2 separate regions of the Homo sapiens genome follow, and region 1 is linked to region 2. Evidence: read pairs that join two places in POLR2A ChIA-PET (ENCODE). Cell type or tissue: Panc1. All regions are shown on one strand.

Region 1 (5,000 bases), 250 kb after region 2:
TAGTGGAAAATGTCCAAACTCCTTTGCATATTCACTTATTCTCAGCATGCTTTTACCACCTTGCGTTCTTCTCCTTCACGGCACAAACCTCTATGCCAGCTGGATTTTCCATCCATAATCCCCCAAATACATCACATGCATTGTTGCATTGGCCACCCTTGTTAGTGCTTTTTCCATGTGGTGTTCTTACTTTCCTCCTTCACTCCATGCCCACTTCCTCAAAACACACACACACACACACACACACACACACACACACAGCTTCTTGGAGCCTCAAAGTTGGTTGCTAGTATTTTAAGTGCCCGGAATTTGAAATGAAAAAAAATAAAAGTAAACTGGTTTTAAATGTAGGCGTTGCCACGTATTGGTTCTACTGTGGCCTCAGACTTGTTATGAAATATTTCCAAGCCTTAGCTTCCACATGAGTACAATGGGAATAATGCCTACCATCCTATTGCCCATCCTTAATTAATCTTAGTTCCGTTTCTGTGCCACGTTTCCTCCCCAGGGAAGCCCTTTATACCCTTACTACTCATGGATTTATCTCTTCTCTGAGCCCATAGAACTGAGTTCTGTTGTCACTGCTTTAGTAAAGTCACCATTTGCTTGTTTAAGGTCCCTCTTCTATTTTCACTTATTGTGTTTCGGAGCCACACATTGTATCCTATACTAGACTTTGAAAATACTTTAGTTGCAGTGCATTATTTTTGTGTAGTCAGAGTACCCAGGGCAGTTTCTCACACATTCTCTCGTTTTGTCTCATAACATCCCAGGAGCTGGATATAATCTGTGATTTATGAGGAGAGAAAGTGAGAGACAGAGGTGTAAGTGAGTTGCCTAAGGTCACTCAGAGAGTGAGTGGCAGAAGCAGCACTTGAATCAAGTCTTAGGATTCTAAGCCCGGGGCTGTCTGCTCCCTCCTAGACCTGTAACTTTAGAAGCAGGAATTTATTTCATATTGCTTATATTTCAGTATTTATTTTTAACCCTTACAGGGCCCGGTCTTGTGACTGACTGTAATTGAGAAGGTACTCTACAAATATTTTTGAAAGAATAAATAAAATGAATACTACAGACCATGTTAATAATGTCAAATAACTCTGGGAGTTTGAGGGATAATTCTGTCAATACGAGTTGAGGGTGTGCTTGGCCTCTCCATCATTTACCCTGCTTTTATGAGGGTTAGCAGCACAATGTCTTCATTCTAAAACACAGAATCATGAGGTTAAAGAAAGCATGCAATGCCATCAGCTGAGAAGAACCAGAATTCACAGTGCAGGTTCTCTAAAGTGGTTTTGTGTTGCTCTCAGCGCCGTGAACTCCCACCATTATATTCATAGCTTTTTAGCCTTTGGCTAAGATCAAGTAGAGTGTTTGTTCTCCTGGCTTTTAATAAGTAATGTGTTCTCCATCCAAGGACAACATATTTAGGCTGTACATGCATTACGAAGTATTAAGCTCCTGTAACAGTAAATTTCTCAACAGGAGATTTATGTGAATTCTCTTGGATGTTATTCTGTTGACATTAGGAACAATTAGGAATATAAAATGCCATGGCAGATTTTTCTGTGATGCTGGACGTACTGTCAGGACTCTGAGTCTGTGTACTCGGAAGTCTTCCTCAGACAGGGACAAGGCGCATTCTCTTTCTTAGGAAGAGAATTAACAGTGCACTCCCACCTCCCTGTGCTCACCACATGGGCACACATCCCAGGGCGAGGGTGGAGTGAGCTCAGAAGAACCCACGCTGAGCACAATGAAAGCAAAATTATTATCAGAGAAAGAAACAGATTGCAGCAACCTGGGTTTAACAGGACACATAGTAGTAGACAGGAAGTTTTTCGTGATCTATAACACATTTTCATATTAGGGTCATGTTAATTTCACAATGAATTGCATATTAGGCTCAATTAGAGAAACAATAAAGAAGGAAGACGGGATGACAGAAAGCATTGAAGAGGAGGAAGCAGAATGGAGGCAGAGGGTGGAATCAAAAATAAGGACAAAGAGAGGAAGGGGAAAGAGAAAGAAAATGAGAAGTAACGTCAGCAGCTCCGTAGGTTCTGAGGTGAGTTAGCTGGTCGTAGGTCAACAGCTTTAGTCACACATCCTGTTATTCACTTTGGGCATCAGAGCACATTTTCACTACCCTTTGAAATTTCCATACAGTCTACAGCGATTTTGTAGCAATCTTTCTTTACCGGGAAATTGCTTATCTGCTTTTCTTTTCAATCTTTGAGGTCAACTTATTAAAGGCTTTAGTTTCACATGAAGCCCGAAATATTTTGAAGGTAAGAAAAAAATGTGCCTTTGGTCTTAAATATTTCCACTTAAATCTTGATTCTGGGCTACTTTAATAATTCCAAAATAAGAGTGAGTGGCTTCTTTTTTCAATAACTGAAATACAACATTTAAAAACACTCATGTAATTATTTTGCTGTGTTCAGTTGTTTGAAAGTAGACAAGGTTTGATTTGACAGAGCTGTGTTTTAACCTGGGCTCTACATGTCACTAAACTACTGTCCCCTGTAAGCTCCTGTTTCCTCGTCTACAGATAGAGGTACTCCAGTAGCTCTCCAGGCTCTGTGTGTCTCTGTCACAGGTTTGGCATAAAGTAGACAGGAATGGTGTCAGTTCCTCCCTCCCCAAACTCTCTCCAATGACACTCCCACCAAGTGCAGAAACGTACAGAAAGAACTCTTCCTGCTTTTCAACTTCCATTGATCACACTGAAAGAAATATCACATTAGCTTATAAGGCTCAAAATTATCTTCAGTGCTATAGCTCTGTGTACTCTAAAATCAGAGCAACATAACTTTGGTTCTGGATGAAATCGAATCAGGACCTGACTCTACTCCTAGAAGAACGCTGACCCCAAACTCCTGTTTTGCAGAACCCTGAAGGAGCAAGTAAAGATGCCAGCCATTAAATATGAAGACCTTCAGAGACCTAGAACTAATGGAACTAAATCAAGGATTTCTATTTTATCTTAGATTAAAATGCCATTTATATGCATTCAGGGCATAGTTTTCACTCCCATGAGGAATAGATTCATACCTGTATAAAGCTGGGAATATAATGACTAATTAAATATACTGTATGACTTCAATATAGCCAAGAAAATTACAATCATTCCAAGTAATACTGTTTTTCCCCAGACACAAATCTGAGGATCTTGAATCTTAGCACTGGAAGGAATGTAGACATCACGCAGGCTCATCACTTCTCTGGCACAGAACTTGACTTGCCTTGAGCACATGTCTGGTAGCTTCTTCCTGGGAACATAGATGACATAACGCATATTGCCTTTCCAGGCAGCTTGATCTGTCATGAGACAGCTCTGGCCTTTTAGAAACCAGCCTTTATACTGAGCTGTGAGCCTGCTTCTCTGTATTGCACATTTTTTGTTCTTAATTCTGAACAAAAAGTTTTTGTGAATTTTCTTCCTGGAAATGGTCTTCACCACTTGAAACAACTGTCATGCCCATCTGAGCATATTTCTTAGGTGAGGCTTCCCAGTTTGGGAGACGCTTCTCTCATAAAATATTTCTGAATTCATCAGTATCTCTGTTCCTATAAAACGCGTGGCTGTCTACTTCAGGCAAATCCTAACCAAGCTCAGGTAACAGTGAAGTGATTGTTTGCTGTGAAACAGTATTGTACTGTTGAAGTTAAAGAGGTCTATGATTACATTGTGTTTATTTTGGATTTTGCATTATTGAGTATTTTTTACTTTATTTTCTTTTTGTAAAGCCCATATCACTACCTATAACAAGCTTTTGATAAGTGAACTTTCTAATTTTTCCTATTCTATAGCTATGTAAGGGAATCTTTAAATTTTGCCAGGACTTTCTAGCCTAATGCAACAAGGGAGGTTACATTAACTATAATAATTTAAATTTCATTAGTTTTTTCCCACATTTGCTGAAGCAATTCTTCTACACAATCTATTTCATTATTTCTGGGAGTTCTAAATGTGTCCCACAGGAACACATCCCCCTTCTTGGAACCACTGCTCTTCCACCAGAACCAGCAGCTCTCTGGACTCCCCAAGGCTTATTAGGTCTCATTGTTACCCAGGGAGTCAAGCAGCTATCACAAGGCCATGCTTTGGCTTTGTAGCTGCTCCAATGGATGTTAAAATTTCTCACTTTGTTCCTGATACTGTACGGAATTATATGCAACATCTCTTTACTTAAAAGCTCTCTGCTTCTCCCAGGATCCAGAGATTCATCCCTGGAAAAGCATTCAAGTGCAGCTGCCATATTCCATTTAGAATGCCTCCTTCCTTCAGACAGCCAAGGTTTTGTTATTGGGCTCAGCTCTATGTGCCCAGCTCCTTCTTCAGTACAAGGAGCTCTCTCCAAAGAGGTCACTAAATCCCCTGCAAATAGTCTTTAACTAGACCTTTTCAAACCTTGTCTCTTTTTTTTCTTTGAAATGACACTGTACCATGAACATTTTTATGAAATCATTAAACATGTTAAACTTCATCAAAGCCATCATTTTAAAGTCTTCCATGATGTCTATCTTATAGAGATACACCATACTAGAATGCATTTTTTTCATTTTTCTATTGCTGAGAATGTTGGGTTTTATACATAGCTTGTTATTTTAAGTAAATGTTGTGCTTTACCTTGTTCCTATTATACTTTTAATTCAGCCTACTGTTAGCATCTGTGGATGATTTTCTATGCTTATATGTCACTCAATATATTAGCATCATTCCCAGCTTTTGGCTTTACATATGCATTTTTAAGATGTGTCTCTTACCTTTTAACCATCAAATCAGATTTTAGTTGCTTGATAGACCCAGCTTTTATATTTCAGTTTATGCCACCTCTAAGGTCGTTGTAGTGAGATGCCTATATAAAAGACATACAAATTCAAGGAGTGAATTAAAATCTCACTTGAAATTTTAAATGTCACTGAATATTAATTGTGGTCGCTAATTGGTATATTTTCTAGTAATCACTTCAAAAGCTCCTCATTAAAAATAA
Region 2 (5,000 bases):
GGGTAGGAAGAATCAATATCGTGAAAATGGCCATACTGCCCAAGGTAATTTAAAGATTCAGTGCCATCCCCATCAAGCTACCAATGACTTTCTTCACAGAATTGGAAAAAAAACTACTTTAAAGCTCATATGGAACCATAAAAGAGCCCGCATCACCAAGTCAATCCTAAGCCAAAAGAACAAAGCTGGAGGCATCACACTACTTGACTTCAAACTATACTACAAGGCTACAGTAATGAAAACAGCATGGTACTGGTACCAAAACAGACATATAGATCAATGGAACAGAACAGAGCCCTCAGAAATAATGCTGCATATCTACAACTATCTGATCTTTGTCAAACCTGAGAAAAACAAGCAATGGGGAGAGGATTCCCTATTTAATAAATGGTGCTGGGAAAACTGGCTAGCCATATGTAGAAAGCTGAAACTGGATCCCTTCCTTACACCTTATACAAAAATCAATTCAAGATGGATTAAAGACTTAAATGTTAGACCTAAAACCATAAAAACCCTAGGAGAAAACCTAGGCTTTACCATTCAGGACATAGGCATGGGCAAGGACTTCATGTCTAAAACACCAAAAGCCATGGCAACCAAAGCCAAAATTGACAAATAGGATCTAATTAAACTAAAGAGCTTCTGCACAGCAAAAGAAACTACCATCAGAGTGAACAGGCAACCTACAAAATGGGAGAAAATTTTCACAACCTACTCATCTGACAAAGGGCTAATATCCAGAATCTACAATGAACTCAAACAAATTTACAAGAAAAAAACAAACAACCCCATCAAAAAGTGGGTGGACATGAACAGACACTTCTCAAAAGATGACATTTATGCAGCCAAAAAACACATGAAAAAATGCTCACCATCACTGGCCATCAGAGAAATGCAAATCAAAACCACAATGAGATACCATCTCACACCAGTTAGAATGGTGATCATTAAAAAGTCAGGAAACAACAGGTGCTGGAGAGGATGTGGATAAATAGGAACACTTTCACACTGTTGGTGGGACTGTAAACTAGTTCAACCATTGTGGAAGTCAGTGTGGCGATTCCTCAGGGATCTAGAACTAGAAATACCATTTGACCCAGCCATGCCATTACTGGGTATATACCCAAAGGACTATAAATCATGCTGCTATAAAGACACATGCACACGTATGTTTATTGTGGCATTATTCACAATAGCAAAGACTTGGAACCAACCCAAATGTCCATCAATGATAGACTGGATTAAGAAAATGTGGCACATATACACCATGCAATACTATGCGGCCATAAAACATGATGAGTTCATGTCCTTTGTAGGGACATGGATGAAATTGGAAATCATCATTCTCAGTAAACTATCGCAAGAACAAAAAACCAAACACCGCATATTCTCACTCATAGGTGGGAATTGAACAATGAGAACACATGGACACAGGAAGGGGAATATCACACTCTGGGGACTATTGTGGGGTGGGGGTAGGGGGGAGGGATAGCAATGGGAGATATAGCTAATGCTAGATGACGAGTTAGTGGGTGCAGCACACCAGCATGGCACATGTATACATATGTAACTAACCTGCACATTGTGCACATGTACCCTAAAACTTAAAGTATAATATAAAAAAAAGGAAAAACTAGAGTATAAATGAAGTGTCAAAGATGTTAAGAAACAGGATCTTTTAAAAAATTGTTTTTAATTATTATGGGTACATAATAAGTGTATATATCTATGGGATACATGTGAAATTTTGATACATACAATATATAATAATCTTATTGGGGCAATTGGGGTGTCCATCACCTCAGGCATTTATCATGTCTTGTATTAGAAACAGTCCAATTCTCCTCTTTTAGCTATTTGAAAATATACAATAAATTATTGTTGAGTATAAAAAAAAAGTCCACACCTAGTCATATTATGTTCAAATCACAGAAAACTAAAGACAACCAGAAAACATGAAAGAAGCTACAGAAGAGAAGAAATTTACCTAAGGAGGGACAAGGATAAGAATTACATCAGAAATCTCATTGGCAACCATGCAAGAAAGAAGAAGGTAGCGTGAAATATTTAAAGTGTTTAAAGGATAAAACTAGAATTCTGGATACAGTGAAACTATCCTTCAAAAGCAAAGAAGAAATGCTTTCTCAGACAAAGGCTGAATCTGTCACCAGTAGACCTGCCTTGAAATAAATGTTGAAAGAAATTTTTCGGTCAGAAATGAAATGACATAGGTCAAAAACTGAAATCTACGTAAAGAAAAGAAGAGCTTTCAAGAAGGAATAAATGAGCATAAAATAAACTCTTTAATATTCCTTAACCTTAAAAAAAAAAAAAAGAAAATTCCTTCCTTTAAGAGTGGCCCCCTCTCTTTTCTGTCTTGTAGGGTTTCTGCAGAGAGATCCACTGTTAGTCTGATGTGCTTCCCTTTGTGAGTAACCTGAGCTTTCTCTCTGGCTGTCCTTAACATTTTTTCCTCCATTTCGACCTTGGTGAATCTGATGATTATGTGTCTTGGGGTTGCTCTTCTCGAGGAGTATCTTTGTGGTGTTCTCTGTATTTCCTGAATTTGAATGTTGGCCTGTCTTGCTGGGTTGGGGATATTCTACTGGATAATATCCTGAAGGGTGTTTTCCAACTTGGTTCCATTCTCCCATCACTTTGAGGTACACCAATCAAACGTAAGTTTGTTTTTTTCACATAGTCCCATATTTCTTGGAGGCTTTGTTCTTTCCCTTTCATTCTTTTTTCTCTAATCTTGTCTTCACCCTTTCTTTCATTAAATTGATCTTCAATCTCTGATATCCTTTCTTCTGCTTGATCAATTTGGCTATTGATACTTGTGTATGCTTCAGGAAGTTCTTGTGCTGGGTTTTTCAGCTCCATCAGGTCGTTTATATTCTTCTCTAAACTGATTATTCTAGTTAGCAATTCCTCTCACCTTTTTTCAGTGTTCTTAGCTTCTCTGCATTGGGTTAGAACATGCTTCTTTAGCTCGGAGCCATTTGTTGTTACCCACATTTTGAAGTCTACTTCTGTCAATTTGTCAAATTCATTCTCCATCCAGTTTTGTTCCCTTGCTGGTGAGGAGTTGTGATCCTTTGGAGAAGAGGCATTCTGATTTTTGTAATTTTAAGACTTTTTGCACTGGTTCCTCCCCATCTTCATGGATTTATCTACCTTTGGTCTTTGATGTTGGTGACCCTTGGATGGGGTTTCTGACTGGACATCCTTTTTGTTGACGTTGATGCTACTCCTTTCTGTTTGTTAGTTTTCCTTCTAACAGTCAGGCCTCTCTGCTGCAGGTCTGCTGGAGTTTGCTGGATGTCCACTCCAGACCCTCTTTGCCTGGGTATCACCAGCAGAGGCTGTAGAACAGCAAAGATTGCTGCCTGTTCTTTCCTCTGGAAGGTTTTTCCCAGAGGGGCACCCACCAGATGCCAGCTGGATCTCTCCTGTATGAGGTGTCTGTCGACCCCTGCTGGGAAGTATCTCCCAGTCAGGAGGCACGGGGGTGAGGGACCCATTTGAGGAAGCATTGTGTCCCTTAGCAGAGCTCAAGCACTGCGCTGGGAGATCCACTGCTCTCTTCAGAGCCAGCAGGCAGGAATGTTTGTCTGCTGAAGCAGCGCCTACAGGCACCCCTTCCCCCAGGTGCTCTGTCCCAGGGAGATGGGAATTTTATCTATAAGCCCCTGACTGGGGCTGCTGCCTTTCTTTCAGAAGTGCCCTGCCCAGAGAGGAGGAATCTAGGAAGGCAGTCTGGCTACAGTGGCTTTGTGGAGCTGAGCCCAGTTTGAACTTCCTGGTGGCTTTGTTTACACTGTGAGGAGAAAACCGCCTACTGAAGCCTCAGTAATAGCAGACACCCCTCCCCTCACCAAGCTCAAGTGTCCCAGGTCCACTTCAGACTGCTGTGCTGGCAACAAGAAATTTAAACTAGTGGATCTTAGCTTGCTGGGCTCCACAGGGGTGGGATCCGCTGAGCTAGACCACTTGGCTCCTTGGTTTCAGCCCCCTTTCCACAGTTGTGAATGGTTCTGTCTCACTGGCCTTCCAGGTGCCACTGTGGTATGAAAAAAAAAAAAATCCTGCAGCTAGCTCGGTGTCTGCCCAAACAGCCACCCAGTTGTGTGCTTAAAACCCAGGATCCTGGTGGTGTAGGAACCCAAGGGAATCTCCTGGTCTGCAGGTTGCAAAGACTGTGGGAAATGTGTAGTATCTGGGCCGGAATGCACCATTCCTCACAGCACAGTCCCTCATGGCTTCCCTTGGCTAGAGGAGGGAGTTCCCCAACCCCTTGAACTTCCCAGGTGAGTTGATGCCCAACCCTGCTTCAGCTCACACGCCGTGGTCTGTACCCACTGTCTAACCAGTCCCAATGAGATGAGCTGGGTATCTCCGTTAGAAATGCAGAAATCACCTGCCTTCTGCATTGGTCTCGCTGGGAGCTGCAGACCGGAGCTGTTCCTATTCGGCCATCTTGCCAGCCAGCCACTGTAATTCACTTATTTTCAAATGTTACCATTAGAACTGTATACCATATTACAAGTTTCAAACACTATCCTGCCAGGGCACAAAAGAGTTCCTAGTTGCCTTAAAGAATTAGCTATTGTTTCATCTGTGTGTGGCTTCGTCTCAGAGGGTGATTGAAACATGACAAGAAGTGATTTTTTTTTCTCAAGAGAAATGGAGGCTTTGGACATTAGTGTCATAGCAATGTCATGTAGAACATACATAGAGAATTCTATGAAGAAATCAGCCAAGCCGTGACTATCGACCAAAATTTTCAACTTTCAACAATGAGATGAATATACTATCTATATATCTAATAATCCAAAGCTTCATTTATGAACATATTGCTTCTCAAAATAAAAATTTGGAGCAGTTTGTGATTTAATGATGGAAATTTTTTATAAGAACTATAATGGCAGTTAAATTATAAAACTGAAGTTACTAATATGAATCAGTGAGCCTTTCATGAGCTTTTATTTTAACCAGCT

Evidence for each region. ChIA-PET counts read pairs that join two places held together with the same protein. Peaks named below come from ENCODE experiments on the same cell type or tissue, not always from the same donor. Only the 100,000 strongest peaks of a DNase experiment are listed, where the experiment ranks them.
Region 1: POLR2A ChIA-PET joins it to region 2 with 7 read pairs; 2 of 35 experiments call an interaction of 5 or more read pairs at or near these places.

What each region holds. Positions count from the first base shown.
Region 1 is chr5:59,787,663-59,792,662 of GRCh38, reverse strand. The region is part of intron 1 of PDE4D (phosphodiesterase 4D); the gene reads left to right. LOC105378988 (a long non-coding RNA gene) reads right to left here. Exons shown (of 2, transcript XR_001742413.2): 1 at 4,774-5,000. Among named protein-coding and RNA genes, the nearest start is that of MIR582, 86 kb to the right of the region's middle. In Panc1, no CTCF peak of the experiment used is centred here; a DNase peak (open chromatin) is centred at 2,122; H3K4me3 peaks cover 693 bases.
Region 2 is chr5:60,040,993-60,045,992 of GRCh38, reverse strand. It overlaps a transcript of PDE4D not described here. Among named protein-coding and RNA genes, the nearest start is that of PDE4D, 150 kb to the right of the region's middle. In Panc1, no CTCF peak of the experiment used is centred here; no DNase peak of the experiment used is centred here.